Regions from separate parts of the Homo sapiens genome. Here regions 2, 3 and 4 are each linked to region 1. The links are chromatin contacts, found by Hi-C or POLR2A ChIA-PET in ENCODE. All regions are on one chromosome and are shown on one strand. The core of a region is the stretch at or near the end of the contact, and the rest is flanking DNA. Distances in the headings are between cores, read along the strand shown.

Evidence for each region. Hi-C counts contacts between places; a loop is a spot of excess contacts on that map. ChIA-PET counts read pairs that join two places held with the same protein, here RNA polymerase II (POLR2A).
Region 2: a loop to region 1 is called in a map of HepG2, with 116 times the contacts of the local background. The contact joins two enhancer-like sites. A Hi-C loop is called at or near these places in 8 of 168 maps with a recorded cell type or tissue (GM12878, GM13976, HAP-1 and 5 more). POLR2A ChIA-PET finds 5 or more read pairs at or near these places in 1 of 52 experiments (activated B cell).
Region 3: a loop to region 1 is called in a map of transverse colon, with 72 times the contacts of the local background. The contact joins the promoter of NBPF1 here to the enhancer-like site in region 1. A Hi-C loop is called at or near these places in 13 of 168 maps with a recorded cell type or tissue (GM12878, GM13976, HAP-1 and 7 more).
Region 4: a loop to region 1 is called in a map of GM23248, with 90 times the contacts of the local background. The contact joins two enhancer-like sites. A Hi-C loop is called at or near these places in 3 of 168 maps with a recorded cell type or tissue (GM12878, GM23248 and HL-60/S4).

What each region holds. Positions count from the first base shown.
Region 1 is chr1:234,774,179-234,777,074 of GRCh38, reverse strand. LOC107985364 (a long non-coding RNA gene) reads right to left here. Exons shown (of 3, transcript XR_001738532.2): 3 at 1-1,971. Among named protein-coding and RNA genes, the nearest start is that of LINC02961, 16 kb to the right of the region's middle. RefSeq lists an enhancer at 1-307. Within about 2 kb of position 1,399, at least 6 of the 41 ENCODE cell types and tissues checked have a DNase peak (open chromatin) inside an H3K27ac peak, as active enhancers do.
Region 2 is chr1:16,636,708-16,639,693 of GRCh38, reverse strand. It overlaps the pseudogene CROCCP2. Among named protein-coding and RNA genes, the nearest start is that of NBPF1, 25 kb to the right of the region's middle. RefSeq lists enhancers at 765-1,656, 2,631-2,986. Within about 2 kb of position 1,498, at least 2 of the 41 ENCODE cell types and tissues checked have a DNase peak (open chromatin) inside an H3K27ac peak, as active enhancers do.
Region 3 is chr1:16,611,942-16,615,099 of GRCh38, reverse strand. NBPF1 (NBPF member 1) reads left to right here and starts at 1,536. Exons shown (of 18, transcript NM_001405701.2): 1 at 1,536-1,762. RefSeq lists an enhancer at 735-1,692.
Region 4 is chr1:16,902,699-16,905,771 of GRCh38, reverse strand. No RefSeq gene overlaps it. Among named protein-coding and RNA genes, the nearest start is that of RNU1-2, 8.3 kb to the right of the region's middle. RefSeq lists a silencer at 164-458 and enhancers at 199-838, 995-1,044, 1,145-1,194, 839-1,478, 1,665-1,944. Within about 2 kb of position 1,522, at least 41 of the 41 ENCODE cell types and tissues checked have a DNase peak (open chromatin) inside an H3K27ac peak, as active enhancers do.

The DNA.
Region 1 (2,896 bases), core at 150-2,649:
GCTGAATCCATCCACAGGGGCTGCCCAGAAAAAGACAATGACTTCTGCAGGGCTGGGGAGGCTGTCCTCGTGAAAATAACTGAATCTACCCGAGTGTGTGGCCTGTGCTGGGGAAACGTGGGTGACTTGAATGATGTCAGGCAATCAGTGCAATTGAAATATGTCAAAAATGGCTCCATCAACGCACCCGGCTCATATTTAGCTATAAAATGTGAGGCCAGGTTACGAACCGGAAGCATTTCTTTCAACCAAAGTCATTTGGAAAGGAATATCTTTGACACATCCTTGCTGCCCCTTCCCCCATTGCGGTGTCCCTGGCTGTGTGGCTGGCAGCCTGGCTCTTGGTGAGTCGCAGCTGCACCTGTGCCCACCTTCTCACCACGGGAGTAGGTGCTTCTCCTTTGGGCACCTTCTGGCTTTGCACCGTAAAAGTGAAATACGGTGTGGTCCTGCAAGCTGCTTCTCCAGTGATGTGAAAAGCGTAAGAGAGAGGCTCTGGGAAGGGGCAGATGCTGCAGGTGCAATGATGCCAGCTGTTGAGGACGGTGCCCTGTGCCTGGGGAAGTACATGCTGTAACTGGAGCTCCACCTTGGTACCCCACCGCTGGACCCTCCAAAGAGAGCTCTGACATGTATGAAGTTTCATATACTCAATTCCTTTACCGCTGGACTTGTGAGAATTGTATGAGGAAGGCCACTTTGAGGATCATATTCATGCTGGCAATAATGACATGAAAAGCAACAGTAATAGTAGCAACTATCGTCAAGGTCCCATAGGTACCAGTTTTCATGCTTAACAGCACAACCATCTCATCCCTGGAACCAAGCATCCCTGGAACCAAGCAAGATCAGTGCTGTTGATCTTCATTTTGCAATTGAGGTAACGGAGGCTCAGTTAACTTAAGTAACTTGTCAGGGGTACAAAGTAAGTATAAGTGGCTGAGCTGTGATTCAGATCCAGGCCCATCTGATGCGATAGCTCATTCTTTTCTCCATGACATCAGGAGGCCTCCTCCTCCCTTGTGTTGCTCAGAGTTCTGATAAGAATCAGATTTCTAGGTGAATCACAAGAAGGTGACTATTCTGGTTAGATAACGGGAGAATGGGCCCCATCATGGCAACAGACTCCTAAGACTCATACATCACAAGAAAGGGCTCCCTACAGCTTTGACACTAGGGTGCTTCTCTGTGCACCTCCTTGCTCCCCTCCCATGAGAAGGACTGTCTTTCATCCTCATAGCTATTATTTTTGAAACATCAGTTTTAATTTGGGGCACCCGCTCTCTTCGGGAGATTGCAAAAATTAAATCGTTTTTAAGCAACCCAACAACACTTCTGGGGTTTGTAATAAACTTGTGAAATTTGCGGAACTTGGTGGTTGAGGTTCTCTCCGTCCTACTTCCCTGGGGCCCCGAGGAGCTTTCGAGTTGGTTCTTCATGCCCTCTTGTTTGGAGCTGCTTTTGTCAACTGGGCCCAGCTACTGCGTCTTGGACCAAGGAGGCGATGAGCCCTGAAACAGTCCAGGGTCTCTAGGAGAGCAACTCCCAAACCATGTTTCTGGCCCTGCCTTCCCTCTGTTATTCTGGGGAAAAAACTGACCCTACGTGGGTGGGAGGTCCCATCTACAGAGACCAGCCTTGTTTGTTTCCATAGGATTTGACTACTGAGGGGCACGAAAATACATAGCCAACTTCCCCTTGCAGAGTTCACTGTCTCCCCTTCCAGCAGATGACTCCAGGATCCTTGGAAGCATAGGAACACACCCCAGTTGATGACACTGTTTCCTCTCCTCTGCAGAAGAAGATCCTCTCCACTCACAGGAAACAGCAGCAAGATGGTTTCCAGGCACCAGCTGTCACTGGGCTTGTACTGTTACAGTCCAAGCTGAGCACGCAAGGCAGGGTGTGTTTCTGGCTCCCCATAGCTGAAAGCTCAACTTCATGTGGTCAGGTCTTGGATGGCGTCAAGGCCTGTAGGGTGAACAGAACTCTCTGAGTCACCTTTCCCTGCTGTTCAGGGCCTTGATATAACAGACAGGGCCATTGGCTCCACAGGGGCATGGTGGGGAAGAAGGGTCCAGGAAGGCACTTTGCCTTTGTGTCTTGTCCTTGGTATTTGGAGGGCAACACCCCTGTATTTTTCTAATCCTATTAGCTAAGAATCTGGAACCTGGGCCAGAGGCCTGGGTTCTAACACTATCTCCACCGTTTCCCAACCATGGATACACCCTATACTTTCCCTCGTCTGTACAGTGGAGCTAATAATAGTACCTAACTCATGGAACTATCATGAGTCTTAAATGAGTGTTAACACGCATGAAGTGAAGTGCTTATATCTGGCAGATAGTAAATGTGTATTATCAATTTAATTTACACTATTATTTGACTGTATTTCTACTATACAGAGCAACTATTGCCTGGTCATATGTCCTAACAAATAAACTGTGGAGACAGACAAGTAACTGTCTCAGTGCTAAGGACACCACTGACCCTCAACAGAATAATGCCCCCTAAAGATGTGTAGACCCTAATCCCCGGAATCTGGGAATGTGTTAGGTTACACGGCAAAGGCAAAGGAAGGTTGCAGGAGGAGCTGAGGCTGCAAATCAGCTGACCTTACAGTGGGAAGAGAAGCCTGAGTTCTCCAGGTGAGACCAATGTCCAGCATCCTGGCTGAGCCTGCTCCCTTTACAAACAAGGTTAGGATTTATAACTGCTTTCATGGTAACATCTGGCTCATTTCTCTCAAGTTCCCCCAACTCTTTTTTTTTTTTTAGTATACAAATCTTTATTCTAAAGTCATTTCATTTCGGCTCAATTCCTTCTCTCTCTCTTTCTACCTGTTTGTTTGGCCTTTGGAGATTGAGAATGAGAAGTAACAGGACTCATTACCCAC
Region 2 (2,986 bases), core at 249-2,748, about 220 Mb after region 1:
AGTCACTTTTAAGACTGTTGCCAGATTACTTCTTCAAAGGATCAAGTAGGTTCTCCGTCCCTGCAGTGAGGCACGGTTGTCCCTGTCTCTCACCCCCTTATCAGCCTTAGCTGTTCTGTCTTTTACGACTTCTGCTCTTTAGGCAGGTCCAAAAGGCAGCATCATTACCTGTTCTATTTAAGCAATTGTGGTGGTCAGAAAGTGCCTGCTTGCAGAGAGTTCCTGCCCACCCCCACCCCATACTCAGTCCTGGCCTGTTCTCAGAGCCATCTGATCCCTACCTCATGTGATACCAGAGATGGTCCTGCTGCTGCTGCTGCTGCTGTGGCCGCCAGGAGAGACAGCAGGTGGTAGGGCCGTCAGTCAGTGGTTGTGGGGATTCAGGGCCCTGAACTGGGACCTAGGAGATCCAAAAAGGTCAGGGAAGTTGCTGGTCTTGGCCAAATGGGCCGTGCTGTAGGCACTCAGTGGTGGCTGTCTCAGGCCGACTGCCCACAGATATGTGCAGTCTGCTCTCAGGATCAGGCACACGACTTTGGGGGTCAGGTACAAGAGTAGCCACTCCAAGTGTGGGCTTGTTAAGAACTGTTTTCTTTTGAGGCAGGGTCTCGCTATGTCCCAGTCATAGCTCACTGCAACCTCAAAGTTCCAGGCTCAAGGAATCCTCCCACCTCAGCCTCCCACATAGCTGGGACCACAAGCACATGCCACAGCACCCAGCTAAATTTTTTTTTTTTTTTAAGAGGCAGGGTCTTACTGTGGCACCCAGGCTGGTCTCAAACCCCTGGGCTCAAGTGATTCTCCCACCTCAGCCTCCCAAAGTGCTGAGACTACAGGTGTGAGCCACCATGCTTGGCCTGTAACTGCTTTTGAGAAAGGCTCCTTTATCCTTGGTCCACTGGGGTATTCAGAGATGGGGTTGGCTTTAGCCTTCTATGCTACTAGCTGAGCACCCCGACTGCATAGCCACCACCTGGCCTTGGCCTGGGACAGAGCAGCAGTGGGGAGGGGCCTTTGTGCATCTCTGCTCCTACAGCTCAGGGCTGGGAGTGGCTTACACTGGGGGAATATGTGATCCCTGAGCCTGGGTAGTGGCTACTTTGTCAGGGTGCTTTGTGCCACCTTCGTCCCCTTCCAGAGCTTTCTGTCTGTGTGGATGAGTAGGGTAGGAACTGGCATGAAAGGTGGAAGAGCAGGTGGTGGCAGCCTGTGGGCAGCCAGGTGTGTAATGGGCCTCTGTTCTGCCTGAGTCCTGCTGGTTACCACCACCTCACTCCCTGCTATTCTTAGCAGCTGAGCTCAGGACAGCACTGACTGGCATTAGACAGTACCCTTTTCCCTCTAGGCCTGTGTGTTGAGAGGATGAGGGGGCCACCCAGACAGATTTTTCCCAACTCCTTTGGCTCGGGTAGGTGGGCCATGTGCTCTGCTGACCATTTATGGACTGGCGGGTACAGGACAGAGCCATCCAGCAGCTCAGAGGGCTGAGCCTTTCATACTTCCAGGACATGGCCCATTCAACACAGACTCCCCTGGCTGGGTGGTGGCGAGACTGGAATCTGCCCCAAAGGAACCACAGGCCTAGGGGCAAGGGTTGGACTAGGTGGCCTTGGTACTGACCACTTTGGGAACCAGCATTTCTCCCAGCCTTCTTCTTCCAGACATCATCAGCCCAGCCACCTTTGAGAGCGGACAGGTTATGTGGTATGCAGACAGCACTTGTTATTCCCTGGGCTCTTCACAGCATCTCTAACATAAGTCATTATTCTGTTTTTACAGATGAAGGAATTAAGACTTAGAGAGGGCTACTTTTTTTTTTTTTTTTTTTTTTTGAGACGGAGTCTTGCTCTGTCACCCAGACTAGAGTGCAGTGGTGCGATCATGGCTCACTGCAACCTCCGCCTCCCAGGTTCAAGCAATTCTCCTGCCTCCGCCTCCCAAGTAGCTGGTATTACAGGCACATGCCACCACGCCCAGCTACTTTTTGTATTTTTAGTAGAGTCGCAATTTCACCATGTTGGCCAGGCTGGTCTTGAACTACTGACCTCATGATCTGCCCGCCTCAGCCTCCCAAAGTGCTGGGATTACAGGCGTGAGCCACCGCACCCGGCCACATACTTTTTTTTTTTTTTTTTTTTTGAGACAGAGTCTTACTCTTGTTGCCCGGGCTGAAGTACAATGACACGATCTCGGCTTACTACAACCTCTGCCCCACCAAGGTTCAAGCGATTCTCCTGCCTCTGCCTCCCGAGTAGCGGGGATTATACGAATGTGCCACCACGCCCAGCTAATTTTTGTGTTTTTAGTAGGGATGGGGTTTCACCATGTGGCCAGGCTCGTCCCGAACTCCTGACCTCAGGTGATCTGCCCGCCTCGGCCTCCCAAAGTGCTGGGATTACAGGCACGGGCCACCACACCCAGTCTGGACTGGTTATACTTTTGAGTTTAGTGGAGAATTCAGCCTTCTGACCTCCTGCATGCCAGAGTCTAGGACTAGGCACAGCCTTTTTTCTGGAGTCTAGGCAGCCCCCCTGTGAGCTCAGGGGAATGGATGGGATTTAGTGTCATCTGGCTGATATCAAGGACTTACTTTTAGTTAGTAATCTTTTCTTTTCTTTATGGCTCACTGCAGCCTTGGCCTCCTGGTCTGAAGCAATCCTCCTACCTCAGGTCCTGTGCAGTTGGGACCACGGGTCCATGCCACCAGGCTTGCTGATTTTTTTATTTCTCGTAGAGTCGAGTTCTCACTTTGTTGCCCAGACGGGTCTAGAATTCCTGTGCCCCAGTGATCCTCCTGCCTTGGCCTCCCAAGGTGCTGGGATTACAGGCATGAGAAACTGCACCTGGTTTAATAATCTTTTCTTAATATCATCAAATAGCCAGCGTCTAAATTTTCCATATGTCTCATAAATGCCACAGATAGGCCAGGTGCAGTGGCTCACACCTATAATCCCAATACTTCGGGAGGCCAAGGCGGGCAGATCAT
Region 3 (3,158 bases), core at 287-2,786, about 220 Mb after region 1:
CTCTTTCTCTGACTTTATGCCAAATTTACTTCAACTTCTAGCATCCATCATTCTCATTTATGAACAAATATGTATTTAACAAATGTGGAAATACAAATCATGAAGCAAACAAAACCAAACCCTGGGCTTACGTAGCCGATAGTAAAAAATTCACCAAAATAACCACCCGATTACAGTTTCATGCAATGTGATAGGAGTAAGGGACCACCATAGGGAGGTCAGAAGGTGCTTTTCAGAGGTGGAGACTACAGCTGTTCTCAGAAGAATAGGGGTTAGAAGAACTTTCCAGGCACAGAGCAAAGCATGAGCAAAAGCTCTGTGGAGGCCAGGAAGCTGGTAAATAGGGAATAAAAGAGGCCAGTTTGGCTGGAGCAGAGAGAGCAGAACAGAATTGGTCTGAGTAGTGAGAAGAGATGAAGAAGTGGGCAAGGCGCCTGGCCATTCGGGGCTTGGTTAGTTAGGAGGTTTTGTCTAAGAGAATGGGAAGGTGTTTAAGTGCTTTAGGCTGGGAAGTGACACGGTCACATTATATTTTGGAAAAGCCACTCTGCCTGTTGTGTTGAGATTAGAGAGGCGATAAAGGGGATATGGGTAAACCACAAGAAGACTAGGTCAGTAGTCCCTCGACCCTCACTCCCCAGGTGAAGGCAGCCTAGACTAGGGTGGTGACGGAGGAGATAGAAGAGGACAGATTCAAGGAAAATTTGGAAGGTAAAAACCAGTAGGATTTGCTGACGGATGGAGTATAGGAGGGGAGAGGTAGATTATCAGGGATGTATCTTAGTTTTCTTATACAAGATAGATTCAGTTGCAATGAAATTGTTAACTGAAATTGACTTTAAATAATGGCATGACCTAAAGTTATGCAAACATTTGCCTTAGATAAAATATCAAGTTTTCAAAGTTTTTAGCTGGGTGGACGGCATGGCTTTACTTCCTATTTCTTGGTATTCTAATCCTGTTGAAAAAAAAAGTTTTTCTTTTTCTCAAAGGCTTATTTCAGTGGAAGCCCATCTGCAAAATCTGTTAATAAATTTAAATTAGAAAATAACTACAAGTGCCATTGACACATTGGTTATTCTTTTTGAGAGTGACCTAAGGCCACCTCTGGGAGAGCTGGGGGCTCTTCTGAAGCCTGCCCGACTGCACCGCGTGCCCGTGCCTGGAAGTCAGATTCGGGGCGGTGCGGCAGCGCGAGGCCTGCAGTCCTAAGCGCGGGGTCGCTCCAGCCCCAGAGGGGGTGTGTCTCCTGCCTCTTCAACCTGGCAGGGGCTGTTCAAGTGGCCGGGGAAACCAGCGATTTGGAGGGTCGAGGGCTGGTGCTTTGAAAGACAGGCGGAGGGGAGAGAGGGATTTCCCCGTCCCCGCTGCACTCGGTCCTTCCCCTGGGTTACTCCTTTCCTCCGCCTGCGCGGCCCCTAACCTGCTCGAACCCGTTGTGCAGAAGAGGCCGCCGGGTCCCTTTAAGGCCCCGCCGCGCCTGCGCCTTGGGTTATCCTGACACGCCCATCGGGATCCTGAGGAGCCAGTGGGCTGCAGGCGCAGGCGCAGGCGAGGGGCTGGGTGGCGGTTGAGACAGCGGCGGTACTGGGAGGCGTAGGTGAGGGTCGCGAGGCTGCCCGAGCTTCTGAGCGAGCGCGGTGCTTTTGGGAACGCGGGACGGGCGATCTGCGGCGCCAGGAGCTGGGCCGAGGCGCGGCGGCGCGGCTGCCGGCTGCCCTGTGAATGGGAAGTTACGCGAAGTCCACCCAGCGTTTCTGAGGTGAGGGCGCCGCGCCAGGCTGGGCGGGCGGTGAATCCGGGACCCGCGGGCGCACAGCTGGGTCGAGGCGCGGCCGTGGCAAGTTTTGTTGCGCGAGCGCGGGGGCGGGTGGGGGCTGTGGGGGGTCGTGCACCGCCGGGGCCTGAGTTCCCCGCGCTGGATTCTTCGCCTGCCGCTGCCGCCCGCAGCCCAACTCTCGTGGGCGCTGGGGAAGAAACTCGCTGGCGGGTGTTCTGTGGCATCCCAGGGGGTGGAGGGACGGAGCAGCTTCGGGGGCACGTCCTCCTATATCCTGTAGAGGACACTGACCCCGCACCCCACCCTCCAGGCCAGAAATCCGTTCCCTCTGCGGACCTGAGAGGCGAGCGCGCTCGCGCCCCTGACTTGCAAAGTTGGGGTCTTTACTGGCCTCCGGGCTTCTGCTCCTGGCGGTGTCTCCAGGCTGGTGATGGGCAAGCCAGGTGTGCCAGCTCCAGGATGCACATGAGCAGCATTTGTAGCCATCACTGAATCACCTCCTGACTAGCGGGGCAAGCCTCAAATGAACCGCAGGATTTCGGGTAGATTGGATTGTGGGGTTGCTGTTTGCACTCCAAAGAGTTGCTGTGATTTCCCTGCGTCTGGCTGGCTGGCTGGCTTCTTAGATCATCTCATGTGGCGTCCTTTCAGCGGAGAGTTAACCAAGACGTTTGGCCTGGCTTCCTTGTTTTCCTCCTATCTTTTGCTTAGAGCTGCTTTCGAAAAGAAGTCTTTTCTGGCAGTGGTATCTTTTCTTTGGGTTACAGTGTTGTTCATCCTTTCTTTGCCAAAAGAATGAATCCCAGTGCTTCAGGAAGTTAAAGAAAAGATCTGCTGGTAGTGTTCTGAGCTGATATGCGTTAGTAGCTTTTTGTTTTTAAATTCTATTGGTAAAATTTCACTAGTGAACCAGAAGCTACTTTTTCTATTCTGAAATGCTAGCTTTAAGATTTCTGAGAACTTTGCGTCAAAGAAATCTTGGAAAAGTTACTGAAGTATACAGAAGTTCACAATTTTACATGTGCAGGTGGCCCGGGCGCAGTGATCACACCTGTAATCCCAGCACTTTGGGACGCCAAGGTGGGTAGATCACTTGAGCCCAGGATTTCCAGACCAGCCTGGGCAATGTGGCAAAACCCTTTCTCTACTAAAAATACAGAAGTTAGCTGTGTGTGGTGGCGTGTGCCTGTAGTCCCAGCTACCCGGTAGGCTGAGTTGGGAGGATCACCAGAGCCCGGGAGGTTGAGATTGCAGTGAGCCGTGATCATGGCAGTGCACTCCGACCTGGATGGCAGAGTGAGACCCTGTCTCAAAAAAAAAAAAAAAAAAGTAATGAATTTTTACCAAGTGAACCACCACAGATCAAGAAATTGAACAT
Region 4 (3,073 bases), core at 273-2,772, about 220 Mb after region 1:
CAAAGGCTGAGCCCCGAACAAAGACAGGGTTTGACTTTTATACACACTTCAAAAAGGGGGTTGGCTAGTTTGAATGGCATGGTGGGACTATGATGGCACCAAACTCGCGGGGCAGGCAAGAGGGCTTACAGAAGCAGAACAAAGGCAGCTAGTCAAACTGTGACAGGTCTCACGAGGCAAGAATAGCTGGTGACCTTGCAGCTGCACTGAAGGGAAATCAAGAACTTAACAAAACTTGAATAGTGAGAAATGGTAAAGGGAAAAGAGAAGGTAATAAAAGCATTTGCTGTTTCTTGCTCTTATCCTTCCTAGGGATAACAGACTGTTAAGAGAGTCTCCAGAACTCATTTCTCAGCGATGTGGTTTTTCAGAAACTATCTGTTCCTGACCTTGCAGCCAAGCAAGTACAGGAAAATACTTTTTCTTTTTAATTTCTACCTTATTACTACAAGTTACAAAACAGAGGTTTCCACGTTTGGAAAAATAAGAGACAACAACATAGCCATAGAATGCATAGCCCTCAGCCTTACAGTAAACCACTTTGATAACCATAACATGTGCTCTACATACCACACATGTGAACTTCCGCCCCGCCACAGCTCCATACGCCTCACCCTTTACACGCACGGTCACTTGCCCCGAGCACCACCCCAGCCAATCCCCAATCACCCTGAGCCCTCCTAGCCCTAACGCACAGCTAGGACGCTCACGTCCAGCCAGCGGTCCCGGACTTGCTCCTACAGCACGGGAAATCCTTCATGGCGAAGCAGCAGCCCCTGCGCTGCCTCATCTACATAGAAACGCCCTATCGGTGATGTCACCAACAGTGCCTTTCCCAGTCCCCTTCTGTTCTTCCGCCCCACCCTCCTCCACTCAGCCCACCAACCCGGTGCCGCAGCCGGCGGGGGAAGTGACGTCCGCCTGTCCCTCCTTTCTGTCTCGCCCTTGTCTTTTGGGGAGGTGCGCCGAGACCCTGCATCTAGTCTCCCCCGAAGAAGTGATTACTTAACCTGTGTCCTGCGGAGGACCCTTCTGGCGGGCAGCTGGAAGCCTGTGCACCCGTCTTCAAATAATGGCTTTTAATAGCAGACTGGAACGTTTCGGATTACAAAGCAAACCGGACCCTTTCAAACCTGGTTATCTTTGTGAAGTAGCATTCCACTTAAAATTGGGAGCCCTTTAATAACAGAGAGAAATCATGTCTATGAAACTAGAGAAGCTGCTCAGATAACTGCAAACCAGCCATCCTTACTGGTTTTACGAGTAGTAGTGTTATAAAGAAAGTTGTCCAGTTTTATGAGTCTTGTAGGTTTGTTTTTTTGTTTTTCAAATACAGTAGTGTACAAAAAGGAAGCAGAATGTGGTTGCTGTCTCAATGTAATGCCTCGCTGGGCCTGAGAATTTGAAAATAAAAAAGTTCTCTTCTTTCCCCATTCTCCCTTTAGATGAAAAGTCTTTCTTGGCCGGGCGCGGTGGCTGACGCTTGTAAGCCCAGCACTTTGGGAGGCTGAGGCGGGCCGATCACGAGGTCAGGAGATCGAGACCACGGTGAAACCCCGTCTCTACTAAAAATAAAAAAAAAAAATTAGCCTGGCGTGGTGGCGGGCGCCTGTAGTCTCAGCTACTCGCAGAGGCTGAGGCAGGAGAATGGCGTGAACCCGGGAGGCGGAGCTTGCAGTGAGCTGAGATCGCCCACTGCACTCCAGCCTGGGCGACAGAGCGAGACTCCGTTTAAAAAAAAAAAAAGTATTTCTTGAAAGCATTGTCGATCAAAAGCTGTGTCCCTCCTTGCCAGAATGGCTCATTCCCAGATAGTCCTGTCCCACACGGGGGTCAGGGGAGGGAAGGAGACCTCTCTTTTTAACAGCGTCCAAAAGCTGAACTGGTGTGGCATCACAACATGGAAAAAAAAAAAAAAAAAGAGAGAGAGAGAGAGAGAGAGATATCTCGGCCAATTCTATAGTTGCTGTCACTTGTTGAATCATCTCTAGTTTTCAGAGTACCATGAATTTAGTTTCTCAAAAGAAGTAAAACAATGAGAAATACATAACATTAATAATTTGAGTAGTAGAAATATAATGCATACAAGAATGATCATCACAAAGAGAATCTGTATCCTGGAACAGTAAGGGAACCAGGGAACTGGGATTTGATGTTTCAGCCAACTGAAAACATCAGGGAAAACATCAAACCCCATTTCTTCTTTAGTGATTTCTTGCAGCCAAGTGGCTTCTTTTCTGATTTTTTCTAGAGAAGGTTCTACTACATGGGAAATGTATATGTATATGCAACAAAAGGTATTTGCCACCACACATCTCCCTGCTCAGCTAAATGTATCACCTAAAGTGATGTGATTATCTAGTACAACCTTAGCCAGTGACTAAATACCTTTTTATAGAGCTGCAAAAGAGGCCGCAGTTTCATCAGCAATGTTTTTCTTTCTTTTTCTTTTTCTTTCAGAGACAGTGTCTGGCTCTGTGGCTCAGGCTGGAGTGCAGTGGCGCCATCATAGCTCACTGCAGCCTCAAACTCTTTGGCTTAAGTGATTCTCCTGTCTCAGCCCCTGAGTCACTGGGATTACAGGCCAGAGCCACCATGCCTGGTTTTCATCAGCAATGTTTCCTGAGGTTACAAAAAGATTTGTAATCCTGGGAGGAAACACTCCCTTGAAGCAAGTGTTCTCCCCAAAAAAATGCAAGGAGCTATCTTCTTGATAGCCAGGCAGATAATTCTCAGGTTTTGCCCCACAGAATCTCTATCTAAAATAGAGCAGTGGTCATGCCTAGTGAAAAGTTTGAGGGAACTCGCCCAATGTTGGGTTTCTTCAGAGCCATATATATAGATATAACCAAATATCCTAAAAGACACTGCCCTTCATCATTCCATGCCGTTAGACATTTACAGGACCATGGATGGTGATCTCCTCCAGACAAAAATAAATGCTGGTGCAGAACAGGTAAGTGTATTATAATTTGAGTACATCAGCTTTTGGGCATTTTAAACCATGGGTCAGACATGTTAGAGCAAGAGGGCAGGTTGATAGCAAGAGGGAGTGTTTTTCTTTTAATTTTCC